4 separate regions of the Mus musculus genome follow, and regions 1, 3 and 4 are each linked to region 2. The links are chromatin loops, found by intact Hi-C in ENCODE. Cell type or tissue: left cerebral cortex. All regions are shown on one strand.

Evidence for each region. Hi-C counts contacts between places; a loop is a spot of excess contacts. Peaks named below come from ENCODE experiments on the same cell type or tissue, not always from the same donor. Only the 100,000 strongest peaks of a DNase experiment are listed, where the experiment ranks them.
Region 1: a loop joins it to region 2, with 4 times the contacts of the local background. A loop is called at or near these places in 35 of 42 quality-filtered maps.
Region 3: it touches region 2 in a loop (4-fold over the local background); 23 of 42 quality-filtered maps call a loop at or near these places.
Region 4: it touches region 2 in a loop (4-fold over the local background); 11 of 42 quality-filtered maps call a loop at or near these places.

What each region holds. Positions count from the first base shown.
Region 1 is chr1:178,139,959-178,144,958 of GRCm38, reverse strand. Catspere2 (cation channel sperm associated auxiliary subunit epsilon 2) reads right to left here. Exons shown (of 23, transcript NM_001368822.1): 16 at 4,532-4,582; 17 at 3,517-3,550; 18 at 3,369-3,448. It also overlaps the pseudogene Gm8010. Among named protein-coding and RNA genes, the nearest start is that of Desi2, 45 kb to the left of the region's middle. In left cerebral cortex, no CTCF peak of the experiment used is centred here; no DNase peak of the experiment used is centred here.
Region 2 is chr1:178,446,859-178,451,858 of GRCm38, reverse strand. All of the region lies in intron 2 of Efcab2 (EF-hand calcium binding domain 2), which reads right to left. Among named protein-coding and RNA genes, the nearest start is that of Efcab2, 43 kb to the right of the region's middle. In left cerebral cortex, a CTCF peak has its summit at 2,438; DNase peaks (open chromatin) are centred at 2,475 and 3,301; H3K27ac peaks cover 983 bases.
Region 3 is chr1:178,314,517-178,319,516 of GRCm38, reverse strand. It overlaps Cox20 (cytochrome c oxidase assembly protein 20), which reads right to left and starts at 364. Exons shown (of 4, transcript NM_025511.2): 1 at 309-364. The coding sequence starts at 347. LOC115487370 (a long non-coding RNA gene) reads left to right here and starts at 3,621. Exons shown (of 2, transcript XR_003948789.1): 1 at 3,621-4,124. In left cerebral cortex, no CTCF peak of the experiment used is centred here; DNase peaks (open chromatin) are centred at 963, 1,225, 1,645, 2,242 and 2 more places; H3K4me3 peaks cover 2,129 bases; H3K27ac peaks cover 2,476 bases.
Region 4 is chr1:178,335,942-178,340,941 of GRCm38, reverse strand. Hnrnpu (heterogeneous nuclear ribonucleoprotein U) reads left to right here and starts at 3,127. Exons shown (of 14, transcript NM_016805.3): 1 at 3,127-3,989; 2 at 4,784-4,895; 3 at 4,987-5,000. The coding sequence starts at 3,371. In left cerebral cortex, a CTCF peak has its summit at 3,039; DNase peaks (open chromatin) are centred at 3,655, 4,345, 4,816, 4,988 and 2 more places; H3K4me3 peaks cover 2,771 bases; H3K27ac peaks cover 2,803 bases.

The DNA.
Region 1 (5,000 bases), 310 kb after region 2:
ACAAAGGGCCTGGCTGCTCACAACCTACACACGAGTGTAGAGTCAGTTACTCAGCGTCACCAGTGATGACCAGTGTCAGCTCCTTCCTTTCCACATCTGTGAGAAAGGAGAAGTTGACGTGGGAAAGTGAACATCCAGATATCCATCAACTCTTCAGAACTGCTTCCTACGAATTCAAAACGACCTAAACTTTACCAGAATTTTAAGTGAATTCTCATTATACTACCACCAAAACTTGCACTTAGAAAACACTGATAACTTAACATATTTAAACTGCTGTTTCATGTACTGAGCCCACGTTAAAGGCCTGCCATGATACTGCTGAGGAAGCTCACTCTAGAAGTTTCACCACACTTTTCCCTCCATAGACAGAATCACCCACTTAAGAGACTTCCTTCCACCCAAAATGTCACTCCAAGTTCAAAGTGAACTAAAGTAGGTGTGGCAGAAAGTGCAATCGGAAGCATGTTCACACAACAATAGAGCAAGCACATATACAAACACTGTATGCAAATGCGAGTGAGTGTAAGAAACAACATCCCTGTGGACAAACTTATATACAGCTGTTTACAACTTCAAACTAGTACAACTGGGAACGTCTACAGAAGCCACAATAAACTCAGATGCACACTCAGAACAGTCTCACCAACTGGTTGCCCAGGAGCTCCTTAGCAGAGTGGGGCTGCTTAAGAAATGCTCTCTTCCTGATCAATCATGTCTGTTTTAACTGAAAACACGTCTGCCAGCATGTGCTTAGGAATCTCGGAACCCCGGACTTTAAGGGCATAGCAAGCATTCTCCACTTTGGCCAGGCTCTGTTTCAAGGTGTATAGCTTCTTAGAGACCTCATAGGCCCCAGTGTTGCCAATGAACGATCATAAACCTGGCCCTGGCGTAAAAACTGGCTCACTTCAAAGGGGGTGTCGATGTCCCCGTTCCCCACACTGTTAATACACATCCGCATCAACTCTCCAGTTAGGTCGGCCACGCCCAGCAGGTAGTCAACAGGGGTGAGCTTCAGTCTCCATGTAACCAGCTGCTTCTCTTGTCCGTCCACGGGAGGCAGTCATCTTAGTCAGGCTGCAGTGGATTTCCTTATTATTTTATGTGTATGCATATTGTGCGTTCATGTATGTCTGTGAACCAGGTTCATGCCTAGAGCAGTCTTGCTCTCTTTCCCACTGTCTTCTGCTGTAAATGCCAACTGCTTGTTAATCTCTTCCATACTGATCAATGAACGAGTTTTGATGAAGTGTTGAAAAGAGACAGCCTCCACATATTCCTGCAGTCCTGTGGTGACGGCTCAATGGAACTGGTGCATGTCTTCCCCCGACAGGTCTTGGGCTACCTGCAGGATCTTCTGTCTGACACCATCCAGCTTACTTTCTGATTCAGTCAGTATCTCCCTCCATATCAGGAGTACTTGTAATCCTATGGAGAAGAAAAATTGTGCTCTTACTTTCCACAGTAATATCCCGGCTTAGCTTCACAAGTCTCTCATATTTGTCGTGCCTGGTGTCCAGCTCCTGCTGAAGTGATTTGAAGGCCAGCATCACCGGCGAAGACAAACTGGCATCCTTCTCCTCTCTCCTTTGGTTATGTGGGAAGGCGTTATGTTTCATCTTCCTGAACCCTCCTGGTCCTTCTTTGCCGTTCATGGCCGCGGGGCCTCGGCTTGCACGCACAGGGATCGCAGCCTCCGGGCCAGCTCAGCGAAAGGCCGTCGCCGACGCCGCGCTGATCCATGGGTGACAGTGCAGACCACCCTGGTCGCAGTAGGCGGCCGCCGGAAGCCGATCCTGGGTTTTTTAACAAAGCAGATCAAGCAAACCAGGCAGCTCCCGCCTCCAGGTTCCTGCCTGACATTGCTGGATGATGTACTAAAAACTATAGCTGAACCAACCTTCTTCCCGCCCCTCATCCCCCACCCCCACCAAGTTGCTTTTGGTCCTGACGTTTCCTCATAGCAATAGGAATCCTAAGACATATGGTGGCTATGAGCTTCTGGTTCAAATGTTTGAAGATATATAGATGTGCTGTGGACTTTTGACTGATCCATCTTCATTGTCTCCCTCACCACTCACACATATCAGTTGTCAACTCTTTCTGACTACAGTAACACAGTTGTAACAGAGATGTACTTCTTGGTCCAAGTTACCCTTTCAATCATTCCCCACCTCCTGAATAGTATTTTGCCATCAGGTCTCCCTACTTAGATGTCTTCCCCTAAAATCCAGAGAGCTACAGCTAAAGCAAATGCTCACTGTCATGACCGTCCTAAAGGAAGGGAACAGATGGGAGCCTTGCATGGTCTTGACCCTTGATCACCTTTCCAGCCTCTTCTGCTGGTGCTCTTCACATGACATGCGACCTAACACTGTACGTTTATACATTTTTGTCCTCAAACTTCCATTCTCATTGAAAGGCTTCTCCGATAAAATTCACTGATATCCAGGCTCTTTTGACCTTCCCTCTGGGTCCAGCTAAGTATTTGTTCGTCATCCTTTAAGGGTCCAGTACACGGTTCCAGAATATCTTCCAGAGCCAGGAGCAGGACCCCTCATAGCTAGGGTGGATTCTTTCCTTTTGTGTCCCAATACCTACTACCCACTTCATTCTTGTCTATAAGACAACTTGGCATATCAGCTTTTGTATTTACTTAGTCCATCTTTTGAGGGCAGACATCCCATCCTCAATCCTTAAATTCTTAGTGCTTGGCCCAGTACTTGGGGGAAGTATCTGATGTGGTAATTGTTGGGAAATGGGTGCTGAATGCTGATAAGCTGAATTAAAGAGCTTTATTGGGAAAGAACATGTGACTTTTACCATTTATTGTGCATTTATTTTAACTCTGGAGAAACAAAGACCTTGTTATAAAACAAGGAAAAAAAAAAACCTACAAAACTAGGTCTCAGTAGGGGGAGGATGAGCCTTGGTGCCCAGGAAAATTAGAAGGTATAAACCAGAGAGGATTAGGCCTATAGCACAGAGGGTTTCAATGAGTGATGTGGGTAGATAGGCACCTGACAGACCTTACAAGCAGGGTGGGTTGCAGAAGTAAGGCAAGCAGCAATGCATGAGAGCAGAAGCCTTCTGGACCCCAGTAGGAACTCTCTGGCAGCAAAATAAAGTGAAGCACTAAGCTACCACTCTTGCCCTCCCCACCTGAGAGAAGCCAAGCCCTTCCCAGCCCAAGGAGGCCAGATCAGGACATCAGATTCCCTGGACCTGGCATTGTAGGTGGTTGTGAGCCACTGTGTAGGAGCTGGGGACTGAACTCAGGTCCTCTGTAAGTACAGAATGATCTCTTAACAACCAAGCCATTTTTGCAGCACACAAACTAATTTCCCAAGTGGGTATGAACTTACAATTCTACTATGGGTTGAAACATTTGTCCCAATTCAAGGGTGAGAGGGCAGCCATATTTTGCCACGTCGTACCTTACTTTCTGTAGAAAGAAAAATGCTTCAGTTGTTGTGTCCACTTATCACACAGACACATTTATAGGTTTCTTACCAAATTGTCAGATAGACTTTCTCTCAGAAGTTCCCTGTTTAAAAAAAAAAAGACATGTGTTATTTTCTGCTTATTCTTCCCTTCCATTTTAAAAAGTAAAGGCTGGAGAGATGGCTCAGAAGTTAAGAGCACTGGCTGCTCTTCCAGAGATCCTGAGTTCAGTTCCCAGCAACTGCATGGTGGCTCACAACCAACTCTAATGGGACCCGATGCCCTCTTTTGCCATGCATATATACATGCAGATAGGACACTCATGTACATAGAATAGATAAATAAACATTAAAATAAATAAAAACGAAAAGCATAATTTATTTAGGGTGGTGTTGATTGTGGGTTTATACATTTGTGTGAATGTGGCGTGTGTATATGTGTGTGTGTGTGGCATGCATATGCAGGTCAAAGGACAACCTCTAGAGTTGGTCCATCCCTTCCACATTGCTGTTTGTCACTGCATATGTCAGTCCAGCTTGTCTGCAAGATTCTCTTGATTCCTCTCCCTGTCAGCACACTGGAATTTAAGATGGATGCTACTCTGCTTGGATTTCCATAGGTTTGGAACTTTATCCACTGAGCCGATTCTCTGGGTCTGACAAGTGTATTTTAAAACCCCAGTTATTCCCTACATTTAATTTATTCCTATAATGGAATCCTTCTCCTCTGTGAACTCAGGGGACATGTAAATTCTAATTAGGTTCATTACACAGTCGTGTAGAGAAGAGAGGTGGGAACAAATACTCTTATTTGGCTATCTTAAATCAGAAGGAACAGATAAGAGATTTGAGTCTAAATGATACTTGGTCCGTTTAACCAATTGAAACAGTGAGGATAATGCTAAGTGTGTCTTAGAAGTGTTTCAGCCAAGGTTACTTACTGGTCATCTCTACAGCTTTTCTTTTCTCTTACATTTGGAAACTGTGTTTAAATATGCATGCCAATAGTGTTACAAACACTAAGTACTTGCTGATTATAAACTACTAGGGGCAATATAATTGACTATATTAGGAGTATTTCTTACTTGTCGATCACATAAGAGAAATCTCGACGTTGACATCCACTCCTATTAAATCTACAAAAATGAAAAAAATTAATGTCGTTGTAGGTCATTGCTCCTGCATTTGCATAAACATTTCATCACTGCACACGGTGGTTCTTCAACTGGAGATTGTTAGATAGTTCATTTACTAAATCAAAGTCTCTGGGATCAGTGTGTGGCCTTAACAATGATCTTTTATTAATCAGTTTTATAAATATTTATGATTTACCTCTTATATTCGGTATACTCCTTTTTTAAAAAATATTTTTTATTAGGTATTTTCTTCAATTACATTTCCAATGCTATCCCAAAAGTCCCCCACACCCTCCCCCCCCACTCCCCTACCCACCCACTCCCACTTTTTGGCCCTGGCGTTCCCCTGTACTGGGGCATATAAAGTTTGCATGTCCAATGGGCCTCTCTTTCCACTGATGGCCAACTAGCCCAGCTT
Region 2 (5,000 bases):
ATAGCATGTATATTTAAGAGGCATTTAACTATTATAAATTATTTTTGATAACTTAAAAAATGTTAATATAACTGAGTTGTATATTTTAAAATAAATTTTATTAGTAAAAACATCAATTACTAAATAAAAGCAATAGGTAAAATGATATAAATATTAAAAGTTGGCTGAGCCTATTTCCAACAAGTAAGATTTTTAGGTCAAGTAAACTGACTGAAAATTATTTTGTTTTTAATTTTTCTTACACTTCTTTGTTGATTTATTGGGGAGCTGAATGGGATGTGGGAAGGGTACAGGTTAGAAGTGCGTGCTACTGTCCACATGTGGAGGTTAGAAGACAACTTATGGGAGTCAGTTCTTTCTGTCCACTGTGTGGGTCCTGGGGATTGAACTCGGGTAATCAATATGGTACTTGGCAGCAAGTACCTTTACCCACTAAGCCATCTTGCTGACCCTGAAAATTATTTTAAGAACCCACTTAAACCTATTTTGGGGGACAGAGGATTTAAGACAGGGTCTTGCTATAGATCTGGCTGTCTTGGAGCTTAGTTACGTAGACCAGGCTGCCTTTGAACTCACAGAGATCTGTATCTATCTGCCTCTGCCTCCCAAGTGCTAAGATTAAAGGTGTGTGCCACTACACCTGGCTCCTTCAACCTATTTTTAATGAGCTGGGTATGGTGGCCCATACGTATAATTTCAGCACTCAGCAGGCTGAGATATAAGATTACTACAAATTCAAAGCCAACCTAGTCTACATAGCAAGTTTTGTCATAGTCAGGGCTACATAATGAGACCTGGTCTCAAAAAACAAAATAGCAACAATGTAAACCTATTTTTGTAAGTGCACATAAACATAGAGGCCAGAGGTCTATGCCAGCTATCTTCCTCTCGCTCTCTACCTTAGTTTTGAGATAGGGTCTCTCACTGAACTGGAACATACCAGTTGACGAGCCTGGCTATCAGTAAGCCCAGAGAGTCTCTTGTCTCTGCCTCCCCAGTGCTGGAATTACAACAGTCACTGCCACATCCAACTTTCTATTTAGGTGCTAAGAATCCAAACCTAGGTCCTCAGTCACAAAAGCACTTTTCTACTTAGCCATCTCACTGCTCCAATCAAACCTTTTAATATCATTAAAATCATTAAGGCACTTTTAAATTTTATTTGTATTTTGAAAGAGTCTTTTTATGCTATCCCTGAACTCAAAGCAATCCTCTGTCTCAACTTTCTATGTGTTAGGATTATAAACATGTATCATTGTGCCTATCTAATATTTAAAACTTCTTATGATAGGTATGGTAGCATACACCTGTAATCCCAACACTAGGGAGACAGGAGGACTGTCATGAGTTCAAGACCAGCCTAGTCAACACAGTGAGATTCAGGCCAGCCAGGATTACATAGTGAGGCCCTATCCCCCCCCCCAAAAAAAAACAACAAATGCTGTAGAAACAGGCAACTCTGGGGTGTTATTTGTTTGTTTGTTGTTTTTTGAGGAAGGGTTTCTCTATGTAGCCCTGGCTGTCCTGTAACTCACTCTGTAGACCAGGTTGACCCCAAACTCAAATGCAAATATCTGCTTGCCTCTGCCTCCTAAGTGCTGGGATGAAAGGTGTGAGCCACCATGCCTGGCTTGTTTGATTTTTTATAAAAGATTTATTTACTTATTTTTATGTGTCTCTGTGTATGACTGTGTCCCATGCATGTGGATACACAGGAGGTCAGCTGAGGGAATTAGATTCCCTGAGTTAGAGTTCAGGTGGGTGTGGGCTCAACATGAGCTCACTTATTGGTTCAGTATGTGTGTTGGTCCAGTAGGTGTGTGGTCCAACACGAGTGCTGGGAACCAAACCCAGGTCCTCTGCAAGAGTGCCCTTAACTGCTGAGCCGTCTCTACTGCCTGACCTCTTTAAAACAAGTTAAAATGATTTTAATATCAGCTAGTTTTTAACAATGGTTTCAGAACGCTTTTCTAAACTGGCTTCTGCACATCAGTCACTGATATTGTGGCTACTGCTATTTCAAACAGCTGATGCAGGAGCCTGTAGACAAGTTAATTTCCTCCATTGACTAGAGTGGTTAGAACCAACTCACTTAGTAATCTACTATGCAAATAAAGCAGAAATCAACAAAAGTCTTATTTAAATTTTTTAAAGCTTTTTAAAATATTATTTTCTTCTCTATAAATCGTTTATGGGATTTTTAATAAACTGACAAATGAAACAACTATTTTATATAAATGTTTTAAAATATGGAAACTTTCATGTATTTTATTCAAATGCATAGATTCCTTATATTGATAAATACAAACCAGCTCTAAAGGCTTTTAAACAGAAGAATTTATTTCTTCATGTATACCATTCAGAAAGAAATGTCACTTAGACAAACAGGTCATGAAGAGCAACCCAACAGAAGAATGGGATGGGTTCCTGATGGACATTCAGTGGGTGTAGTACCCCACTGCTGACACGGGGTGGCAGCAGAGCCACTGAGCTAGACTGAGTCATCCATAAGGGCAGTCAAGGTCACAAACAACAGAGAGGACAGACCAGGGACATCTGATGCACACACCACCACCACCACCACCACCACCACCACCCCCCACCCCCCCACCCCGCCCATCCCCAGTGAGAACAGACAGAGGGCATCTGATGCAATTATGAGGGGCAAAAGGTGCAAAACCGTTTACCCTCTATAATATAACTGCTGTTACACTAAGTATCAGTAAGCAAAACACAATTTGGAAATTTCTAGAACAAAGCAGAATTTTGGAAAATGGGTTCCCATTCATTTAACAAACATTTACTGAAGACTGCTATGCCGGGTACTTACAGAAGAGTAGAGAACAAAACGAAGACCCTGCCTTCTTCCCCTATGAGGGCATTTTTCCTAGATCCAAGTTATTTTAAAACCAAATAATAAAATAAATCTAAAACAAGGGCAGATTTTCTGTTCCAAAATGGCCTCAAAGGCCTTCCTAATCAACTGAAGAGCCTGTAAAAGAGAAGAACAAGGAGTTTCTGCCTCTTATTTGCTGCAAAGCTATTTCTTCTTAGTCTCTGTGCTAGAAGTTACAGTCCCAAAAAGAGCGCTGGCTCTGTAAAAACCCGGACACTGCAGAGACAGAATCAGTAAGTTAATGACACAGCTACTTTTGCTCAGTGCTGTGACTGCTGTGGGGATGAGAAGGACGAGCCCCTGTTCTCGCCTTGGAGCTTACTACTGGGAGGAACAGAGCACAAACATAACTGAGCACAAGCTAATTTTAGTCAGTGATAAGGGCTCTGAAGAAACCGCATCATCATTGCTGCTTTTGTGCCTGTATTAGCTTGCTGAAGCTACCTTGAGAAAGTATCACACGGTGTGGGGGTAGGGCATGGAAGATAAACACTGTCAGCAACTTCTTTTCTCACGGCTCTGAGGGCTGGAAATCTGGTTTCACCCCAAAGCCTCCCAGCTTAACTTGCAGAGAGAGCCCTTGCTATGTCCTAACGGGGCATCCCTCTGAACACAGACACCCTGGCATCTCTCCTGGTATAAGCCAGTGGTAAGCCACCTGCCTGGCATGCACAGGGTGAGAGAGCCAGAGAGAGCAATTAGGCCTCTCTCTCAGCACCGGTTTTAAATCCAATCATCTCTGTAAACACCTGACTTGCAGATAAACTCACATTTTGAGCTAGCAGATACTAAGATTTTGAAACACTTCAAGTCCAGTACAGGCAATAATTTGCGTCTTCATTGTTGTTGTTGCTGTTATTGGTGGTGGTAGTTAAGATCTCAAAAGCACAGCCAACAAAAGCAGTGATAGGCAAATGGAATTATGCCAAACTGAGACTTTCTGCACCAAAGAAAGAGACGACAGATGAAGAGACGAATATAGAATAGAGGAAATATTTGTAAATGATGTATCTGAAAAGGGATTAATATCTAGAAAATATGATGGGTTTGAACAACTAAAAAGTCTCTGGATTAAAAAAAAAGCTAATGATCTGAACAGACATTTTCTAAGATGAGATATACAAATGGTCGACAGACAAACATGAAAATATGTCCAGTGTCACTGCTTACTAGGGAACTGTAAAGCCAAACCACAATGAGATATCACCTCACCCCTCAGAATGGCAATTAACAAAACACTGAAAAGTACAAATGCTGGGGAGGGGAGGGGAGGGAAGGGGAAGGGAGGGGAGGGGAGGGGAGGGGAGGGGAGGGGAGGGGAGGGGAGGGGAGGGGAGGGGAGGGGAGGGGAGGGGAGGGGACGGGAGGGAGACGAACAGACTATTGATGGGAATGTAAATTAGTGCAAGACTAAAACTGGAGATACTGCCATAGCTAGGAGGAAGAGGTTGGAAGACAGACAACCCAGGGGTCTGGTCTCTCTGGCCACTCTGTGGGACCCAAAGATTTCTCTCAGGTTGTCAGGGCTACTACACACAAGTGTTTCTCCCTGTTGAACCATGTCACCAGCCTTCTGTATAAGAATCTTGCTACTTTACTAAAATTCATTTTTCTTTGCAATAGTTTTCTTATCAGTTCTTCTGGGTTCTCTAGATATTTAGTTTTCTTTCCTACAAATAGTTTTTCTTTCTCCTATCTTTTCTACCTCCTACCATATCATGTCCAGTACTTATGTCCATGTCACTGCTTGCCCAATTATGTTAATATTAATTGACAATGGTTAATGTAGATATCCTTATCTTGTTCATAACTTTAACAAAATGGCGCACTTGCCTCCTCTCTAAGGAAGAACCTCAGCTTGGGGCTAAGGAAGCATTCTCTAGTGACTGCTTTATTGAGACTTTAGAATTATCAACATGTGCTGAATTCTGTCAAATGCCTCTTAACTATCTGCATACTAATATGATGTGCTACATAAGTAAATGTCCAGCAAAGTAATACTTTTACATTTCTAGGAAAAACACAATTTGCATTAATGTGCTACTAAATTTTGTTGCTTGTATTTGCAATTTTGTATAGCTATGCATAAGAAAGTTGTGTTGTA
Region 3 (5,000 bases), 130 kb after region 2:
CTCACCCCTGCCTCAGCCCTCAAAGTGGAGATTACTGGCATGCACCATCACGCCCAGCTCTCCAGAGTTTTCATTTCCCCTTTATTAGCCCTTTCTACCAAATCCAATGCTAGTTTTGGATTAGTCTCCGTTTTCTGACCCTGCAGGCCTGCTCTTCACTAGTTTAACTGGCAATTTAGATATATCCGGGATATGAGGACTAGATCGCTGATATACCTCGCGGCTATGGGATGGGTCTAGGAAACCGGGTCGCGGCCTGCGCACTGCACACCTCCCCCCACCCCCCCTTGCCCCATGGCGAACATTACCTTTTTCTCCGTCTCGTGGGGCTCCGGGGCGGCCGCCATGGGCACCAGTCCTCTCCATCGCCCCGCCCAGGCCCGCGACGGGAGCAACACGGGCTCCGCCCACCCCATCCCCGCGCGGCGGCGGCCATCTTAGGGAGCGTTCCTGGGGCTGTCCGGAAGCCCGCCCTGGCACACTCCTTTGTTCCATGGAACCGGCCACACTGTTTTCCAACCCGCAACCGACCATGAGGAACGCGAGTGGTGGCAACCTAGAGAAGCGCCACCGGTTCCTGTCTCGCAGGCAGGGTGGCCCGAGTCAAGGAGCACCGAGAAACTCGCTTCCCTCAGCCCCTCCTCCGCCTTAACCGCCATTTCAACCGTTGTGCGCGTCCCCGTGCTGGGCGCTGAGGGCGGAGCCGGGGCCGCGCGTCGCGCGCCGCTTTGTCCTCTTAGAGGGCGGGAGTCCGGGTTTGACGGCCCCCGCACTGCCGGAAGTCGCCTGGCGCTGTTTCCGCGGGCCTCGTTCCCAGCTTGTCCTTTGTCCTAGCTTTGGTGACCTTGACAACCTCCCGCACCCCCGCCTCGGTCCCTCGCGGCGGCCTTCCAGCGCCCGCCAGGCCCACGCCCCTCCCCCTCCGGCCCGCAGATTTAGGTTAAAAATAGCGCGCCGCTCGCGTGGAGGAGACTCAGGACAAAATGGAGGCGGCCGCTACCTAGGGGGCATGCGTCAGGCGGCAAGTGCCTTCCTTCGGGAGGGAGGCCGTGGGTGACGCGACGGTGACATAGCGGGTAGAAACCCAGACCGTGGGTCGTTTGGGTCCAAGTGTCAGCCAGTTCAGCAGGCGATGGCGACTCCGTTTTCGGGTTAATGTCCTGGCCCCGGCCTTTTGCCTTTCTTTGTTTACCTATTTCCCGATTTGGCCTCTTCCGTTCCAAACGGCCCTTCCCCGGAAAATGTCCCGGCCTGTCATTGTGCAGAGTCATGCCGCCTTTCATGTAACGTGCTGCACGCTACTTGCCCGTCAGTGTTAGCTGGGAGGGTCTCATCTTAATTACCATGCGGACTGCTTACTGTCTTATTCTTCATGCTCATTAACTGCTTTTCGCCAATCCCAGGGGGTAAAAGTGATTTATATTTCTCTTTATGCGTAGTAAGTTGTTTTTTGTTTTTAAGGAAGCTGAACAGTTACAAAGTGTATAATGCTCTAATATTACTAGGACTAGAAAAGGAACTGTTATCTTGACAGTTTGGGATACTCTACTGAAATTCTTGGCTAGCCAGGCTTTGAATTTTTGTCTGGAAGGTAATATTTAAGGTTGTAATATTCCATAAAGGAGAGAGGAATTCTTTTGCATTCCTAATTGCGGTATAAAGGACGTAACGGGAAAAATACCGAGGAAATGGCGTTACCGTTTTACTTGTGACTGAGACGTTGCTAGAGTATACTGAGTTGGAGTCCATTTCACTTGTTTGAAAAATGTCATGGATTCGATAAAGTTTCTTAATTTAACGAAAATAGAATATTTTTCAGTTTTGTCTTTTAACAGTTAATAATGAAAAGTAACAAGCTCACCCTTCTCCTTCTCCCTGAAGGTGTGGATGAAAGAAAACGACTTTGAAGAGAATAGAGTTTATTCTGTAGTAAAATGTAAATGATCATGACCCAAGGACAGGATTCAAACTGCCCCCAAACCATATTCAACATAAAAGTGTTACAGTCTTATGAGTTTTATATGGTAACAAAAGAGATAAGACACTTCAGTTTATGGAATGTCTCTGGCTATTGGCCTTAGATTTCATCTGATGACATTCTCAGTCTTTGGGATTGGTGGAAGTTAGTGTTCTGTTTATACATTCCAGAAGGACAGTCACAAGGATAGATGCTAAGCTATACATAGAAGTGGGCAATGAATGGCTATTAAGGAGGCCAAGGATAGCCTAAGATAATTTAGCTCCAGGCTTGCAGCATTCCAGGTCTCTCCTGTCACAGTAGAATCAGCCTTGTAGAATTTTTAACTAAGGATTGGGGTGAGTGGTTGTGTGGTTTCCCCCTCATAGGAACTATAGTTAACAAAGGAGTTAACTGTTGTGTTCTTCCAATCTGTTTTCCTTCTCTTAATTAAAATTATTATGCAAATACATTTTGGAGTCATTTAAAATAACATTAGATGCAGATGTGTTGGCTCTGACCTAAAAGCCCAGCATTCTGGTTGAAAGAGTAGGTTTCTTGTGACTTCAAGGCCAGCTACAAAGTGAGGCTCTGTCTCACAAAAAACTGATAATAACAATGGAGGGTTTGAAGGTATAGCTCAGTGGGTAAAGAGTACCCAAGGCCTTGTTTTTGATTTGATACCCAGAACTGTTAATATATGCACAAAAAAATTTTAAAACCTACCAGAATACATGGATACATGGAGTAAAAACTAAAGCCTCCAATCTCCTATAAACATCTTTTTTACATTAACCTGATATGACCGAAGTGGGCCTGCTGCACCAGCGGCACTGTTTTCTACCTTTGGTTATTCTTGACCTGTGTGTGTGTGTCTGTAAGCACCTGGAGGTCTACTCCCTTCAATGGCTGCACAGTGTCCCCTTAAGCTTTTTGCTGCTGAATGACGTTTCTTTAGAAAGCTGCACATTTTTCTACTAATCCAAACCCAAAAAAACGTCAGCAAACATCTTTGAGCACACGCTAAAGATTTTCTGTAGAACACATTTCAAGATGAGGAAGCTGGCTCAAAAGCCTTGGACACGTTGTTAGGTCCTGCTGTTGTCCTCTCAAAAATGTTGCCCTTGTGATTCCCATGAATAAGCATGAGAGTGACTTTCCTCACTGATTTTTAGAATCACCTTTTGTAATGTTTGATAGTTTCTGGATCTGATGGAAGAATTTAAACTTCCCTATTACCAGAATAATTGAGTACTCTTTCAAGTGCTACTTTGTGCTTTAATCTTTTTATTACCTTTAAGTGTGTGGGTGTGTTCTACAGTTTAGGTGTGGAGATGAGAAGATAACTTGCAAGGGCCCTTCTGTCCTGTTATAGGGTATCTGAAGAGAACAGCCCAAGACCTGAATAACTTGAATGGAGTCTTTATTTAACCTTGGGCAGGACTGCTCCAAGCGAATTATTGGGAAGTATTGTGGAACTCCAGTTGGCTTGATTTTTTTTTTTTAATTTTTTTTTTTTTTTTTTTTTGGTTTTTTGAGACAGGGTTTCTTAGTGTAGCCCTGGCTGTCCTGGAACTCACTCTGTAGAGCAGGCTGGCCTTGAACTCAGAAATCCGCCTGTCTCTGCCTCCCAAGTGCTGGGATTAAAGGCGTGTGCTACCACTGCCTGGCGTGATTTTTATTTTTATTTATTATTTTTTTAAAGATTTATTTATTTATTATATGTAAGTACACTGTGACACTCCAGAAGAGGGAGTCAGATCTCATTACGGATGGTTGTGAGCCACCATGTGGTTGCTGGGATTTGAACTCCAGAGCTTCGGAAGAGCAGTCAGGTGCTCTTACCCACTGAGCCATCTCACCAGCCCCATGATTTTTATTTTTTAAGGGGGAAAAAATGCAATTGTGACATATACAGAAATCGAGTATTGCTTACAGAAGTAGAGAGGTAACAGTTTATGGTCAGGCAGGTAACATTTAGCTCACAGCCCCATTATACAGGAATTTGGGACTAGTCCAGAGACCAGTTTTATCCAAGATAATTTAGCACTTAAAAGTATTCTTAAGAATATTTTGTCCCTTTTCCCTTTCTGCCACGCCATGCCATCCAGACTGAGGAAGACCCGGAAACTCCAGGGTCACGTGAGCTGTGGCCATGTGAGCATAGGTAAGCACCGCTGCAAGCACCCAGGAGGCTGTGGGGAGGCTGGAGGCATGCATCACCACAGGATCAACTTGACAAATATCATCCAGGTTACTTTGGGAAAGTTGGTATGAGGCACCAGAGCTCCTGCCCAACTGTCAACCTAGATAAATTGTGGACGTTGGTCAGCGAGCAGATGCGGGTCAATGTAGCAAAAAATAAGACTGGAGCTGCTCCCATCATTGATGTTCGATCAAGTTACTACAAAGTTCTGGGCTCGGATAGCTCCCCAAGCAACCTGTCATCGAGAAGGCCAAATCCTTCAGCAGAAGAGCTGAAAAGAAGATTAAGGCTGTTGGAGGTGCCTGGGTTCTGGTGCCTTAAAAGCCATGCTGGAGGTTAATTATATGCTAACATTTAAAAAAAAAGAATATTTTGATGAGCTGTTGTAACTATAGCTCTGTAGCCTACTACAATTCTGCTCTGTGGACTGTAGGAATTGAATCTAGGTCTTTGGGCAACAAGCTGTTGAGCTGCTTCGCCACCCCCACTTATTCCTTTCATAAGACTCAACTTCAACAGTAAGCTTTCATGTGCCTAAATAAAATGGGCTGCTTAGTGCTAGGTAGAGCCTTGCTTAGCATGAGTGATGTCTTGGGTTGCATCCTCAATACCACAAAAATGAATAGTAGTTATGATTATTTTCTTAATTCACAGCTTCTCTTTCTAACTCTGTAGAACAGTTTTCTTCTAATCCAGTTGCTTTGGCAATCGTGCTTATGGAATTTTCGGTTATCAAATATTTAACTTTTCCTGTAGAGTCACACCTGCCAATATATTCTCTCACAGTTCTTTTGAAAAAAGGGTTTATTTACTTACTTATTTGCAGGCATGTGTGCT
Region 4 (5,000 bases), 110 kb after region 2:
GGGTCTTGCCTCAACATGTGCACCTGTCTCAGCTGACATCACTTTGCCAATCAGCCCAAGTCCGAGGAAGTGGCAAGAAACTGCAGCACACCACCAGAAGTTTTTTGGCTCGGTTTCTCTCTATGGAGTCTCAACAAATGCAGCTCAACTACGCAATGCAAGGTGGACACAATGCATGTGTGTCGTTAGCAAAGAATCCTTCATCACGTGTCCTTTCGCGTGTTGCTTTAGCAGTACATCCTTTCACCTGACGTTCCTTCGAGAATTTGCCTTAGCCTTTCATACCTGTGTCCACTTTAACAAAACGTTCCTTCACGTGTTTGTCACACGTGACACATGACAAACAAAAACAAGCAAAAACACAATCCAAATGACTTTTCAAAAAACCCTTAAGTTTCTTCTTCATACTTGTTACACAGATTGGGAACTGCAGACACATACACGTATTTGTCTATCAATGGATCTGACATACTTTTATCCCCATTCCTGGGGCCAATTTTCCATGTAGCCTGGCAATTGAGTCATATCTAATTGCTGCTTGGCCTTTTGGCTAAAATCAAGTGTTGAGTCACAGCTAGACTATATATAGCTGTATCCTTGCTCTAACTGTTGTCCCAAAGAAGTCTGTGAAGGAAATATGTTATACAGGCGACTGGCTGTGAAGGATATTGAAAAGTGCTTAGTGTGACTGAAGAATGAATTTTCATTTTGCTTTCATTAGGCTAGATTTAGGTAACTATATGTGTCTAGTGGTTATTTTATTGGCCATCTCTAGTCTTTGAGAAGCGTTGAGACAGGACCTCCTGTAACCCAGACTAGCCTTAAACTCACTATGTATCTGACAGTGCCTTCACCTTATGATCCACCTCCCAAGGGCTGGGGTTATATACATGCGTGACGTCCTTCCTGCTGTCTCTTGTGGTGGCCAGCTCTTGTGCTTTTCTACACCACAATCAACTGGTATATGACAGATAACACTTTTTGATAGTGTTTATAGTTGGCGGGCTTCTCTAGTAGTCTTATCCCAGCACTTGGGAGGCAGAGGCAGGCTGATTTCTGAGTTCGAGGCCAGCCTGGTCTACAAAGTGAGTTCCAGAACAGCCAGGACTATACAGAGAAACCCTGTCTCGAAAAACCAAAAAAAAAAAAAATTAATTTTTTTTTAATGCATGAGTATTTCATCTGCATGCACACCTGAATGCCAGACGAGAGTATCGGATCCCATTACAGATGGTTGTGAGCCACCATGTGGTTGCTGAGAATTGAACTCAGGACCTCTAGAAGAACAGCTAGTGTTCTTAACTGCTAAGATGTCTGACCAGCCCCCCAGGGATAATGCTTTTTAAAAATGGTTGCAGCAGGGAGCAGTAATGCATGCTTCTAATTCCAGTGCATAGGAGGCATAGACAGCCAGCCTTGGCCACAGAGACCCTTCAAAAAAAAAAAAACCAAATAAACAAATCATTTTATTAATTGGTTAAATTATATTGGACAGATAGGTTTCATTTCTGTACCGTTAAGTTTCAGATGAACAGGAGGAATACAGGGACCACAGCTTTACTGCCAGAGCACCAGTGCACCAGTATATATAGTTTCACATTTTGGTGTGCTTGGTTTTTGTAAAGACAGGGTCTCAGGTATCTCCTACTGGCTTTGAACTTTTGTAGCCAAGGATGACAATGAATTTTATTGACTGAGTTGCTTAGTTGCTTAGCTTGAGACAGGGTTTCTTTGTGTAGCTCTGGCTGTCCTGGAACTGGCTTCATAGACAGGGTGGGGGTGGGGGTGAGGGGATGGGGGTGGGTGGGTGGGGTGCCTCTGCTTCCTGAGCGCTGGAGCCAAACTTGGGTGTCACCACTGCCTGCCTGGCTGACACTGAATTCTTGATCATCTTACCTGTATCTCCCAAGTGTTGAAATTATACACATGTACCACCAAGCATAGCTTGGGTGCAATCTACACAGGAAGGCCCCAGTGTAGAAATTAAATTCTATATAAAAGTTTCAAGAACACAACATATTTAATGCCAGAAAACAAATCATAATTTTTTTTCTTTTCTTTTTTGAGATAGGGTCTGGTATTCAACCCAGATAAGCCTGGAATTTACTAAGTAGCCCAGGCTAGCTTTTAACTCTTGATACTTCTGCCTCACTCTGCCAAGTAATAGAACTACAGGTGTTTTCTTTTTTTACTAAATCCCAGCCTTTTGTTACTACCAGTTTGTAGACAAGTCAGCAGGTATACAAACATGTTTAGAGTGGCTGAAAAAACAGGGAGAGGATCAAAGTGCATAATCTAGCTGGGTGCTGGCTGTCTTCCTCATCTGTAATTAAAGGGTCTCCAAACTGGTGGATCAGATTTGCAGGGGACAGAGGCCTATCTTTATAGTACAACGAGGGGAACTTCCATGAAAATCTAAGGCTTACTCAAAGGTCAATAGAAAATACGGTGAGTAGCAACACAAGGCCCGCTCTATATGGCTGTTAGGCATGGTGGAGTACAGCAAGCCTCTTTCCCAAACCTTGCACCACTGGTTGGGGAAGAGACAAAAGAAAGGCTCTGGCCTCGCCCTTGCGGAACTTAAAATAAGTCCGACTGGCAAGGCAGGACTTGTAAAATTTAAAAACGCAGTTAAATGGTGGAAAAACTAAACAAAACACCACCTTTGCATAACAATCGCCTATGGGTGTTCTACAGGGCAGCGGTGGAAACTTGAAGAGTTTTTTAAACCTAGAGCCGGAGGGACAAAAAAAAAAACAAAAACCAAAACAAAAAAAAAAAAACCCAAGAAACAACAACAAAAAAAACAACCCGAAAACCAAAAAACTAAACTAAGATGGAAGAAAGGAGGTTGTTCTCGAGTGGAAAATGCCAGGTGAGGACTGAAGGCGGGTGGAGGAGAGCCTCCGCCAGGACACAGAAGGCAGAGCGCCGGTGGAGCGCGGCGGCTCAAGAGCCGGAAAGGCCGGCGGCCACTGCGGCGGGTCCGTTTAACCGAAAGGTGGCTTCTAAGAGCCTCCATTTGCGCGGTCCGGCCCAGCGCGGAGGTCGCGCAGTGGGGGCGGGGCGGGGCCTGCGCGCGCAGCCGCTCTAGCGGGCCTCGCCTCGGCAGGGGGCGGGGCGCCTATATTACGTGCGCGGCGCCGCCCCTGCGAGAGGACGTTGCGTGCTCGCTCGCGCCGGGCGAGTCTCCGCGTCTTGCCTCGCGAACTCGGTGAAAGGAATTGGCGCCGTTCGACACCAGGCGGGTCCGTTCTGCAGCAGCACTCAGCCATCTCCAGCCGCAGCCGCCGCCCGGGCCGACCAGCAGCAGCCGCCGCCGCCACAGGCCGAGGGAGCCAGCAGTCAGCGGGGAACCGGGGCCCTCAACATGAGTTCTTCGCCTGTTAATGTCAAGAAGCTGAAGGTGTCGGAGCTGAAGGAGGAGCTCAAGAAGCGGCGCCTCTCCGACAAGGGCCTCAAGGCCGATCTCATGGATCGACTCCAGGCCGCGCTGGACAACGAGGCAGGAGGCCGCCCCGCCATGGAGCCCGGGAACGGCAGTCTCGACCTAGGTGGCGATGCGGCCGGGCGCTCGGGAGCGGGCCTAGAGCAGGAGGCCGCGGCTGGCGCCGAAGACGACGAGGAGGAGGAGGGCATCGCCGCTCTGGACGGCGACCAGATGGAGCTGGGCGAGGAGAACGGGGCGGCGGGGGCGGCTGACGCCGGCGCGATGGAGGAAGAGGAGGCAGCGTCGGAAGACGAGAACGGCGACGACCAGGGCTTCCAGGAGGGGGAAGACGAGCTCGGCGACGAGGAGGAGGGCGCGGGCGACGAGAACGGTCACGGGGAGCAGCAGTCCCAACCGCCGGCAGCGGCGGCGCAGCAGCAGCCTTCCCAGCAGCGTGGTGCCGGCAAGGAGGCCGCGGGCAAGAGCAGCGGCCCCACCTCGCTCTTCGCGGTGACGGTGGCGCCGCCAGGGGCGAGGCAGGGCCAACAGCAGGCGGGAGGTAAGAAGGCGGAAGGTGGCGGGTGAGTGTTGCGTGATGGGTGCGCGTGGCGGTGGGGACCGTGCCCCAGGCCTGCCGGGGCCCCTCGGGGCGAGCGCCGCGGGAGGGTGGGGGCGGGGGAGCCCCGGGAGGCTCTGCTCGCCATGCCGGCGGCGCCTCCATTATGTATGTCGGGCGCCGGGGTGGGGGGAGCGCTGCAGCTGCCGCGGTGGGGGGGCCGGCCGGGCGGGAGCGCCGGCCGCTGGGGCGCTGCGTGCGCGCGGTCCGGGCACATGTCGGCGGTGGGGGGAGGGGAGAAGCCCGAAGGTCCCGGAGCGGGCGGGCTTTGGCGGCTTAGCGCCGCGGTATTGTGCAAGGAGCGCAGGGGCTCGTGGTGACGTCACTTCCGGCGGCAGGCGCGGGGAGCGGGGCGGAAGCTCAGTACAATGCGGCGGCGGGGCACGCGGGCTCGTGTGGGGGAGGGGAGGTGGGCCCAGGCTTCCCCCCCCCTCGTTTGAGCGCGGCCGGCGCACGTGGGCCCGGGCGGTGTCCCGCTTTTTTTTTTTTTAAACTCTTTTTAAAAAATGCTTTCTGGAAGGTTGCGGTAGGCTGGCAAGTTCAGTCTTCAGACTGCGTCACTGTGTCCAGTCCAAGTCCAGACTTTTTTATTTTCATTTGTCGATTAAAAAAGTCAAAGAATCAGTCAGAAAAAAATAATCAGTAACAGCTCTTGAGGCTCGAAACACAAAAGGTGCTTAACTGCATTATTTAGTTTTCGGCCTGATGCTTTAAGGCGGTGTTCTGTGTCGTTATAGGAGACGGCAAAACAGAACAGAAAGGTGGAGATAAAAAGAGAGGCGTTAAAAGACCGCGAGAAGATCATGGCCGAGGGTATTTTGAGTACATCGAAGAAAACAAGTACAGCAGGTAGAGGCTCCTCACCCAGTTTTAACAGTCGCCCGCTCTTTTTGTATACAAGGTGGGGAAAGCTTTATCAGGAGACAATTCTGTCTTTCAGAGCCAAGTCTCCTC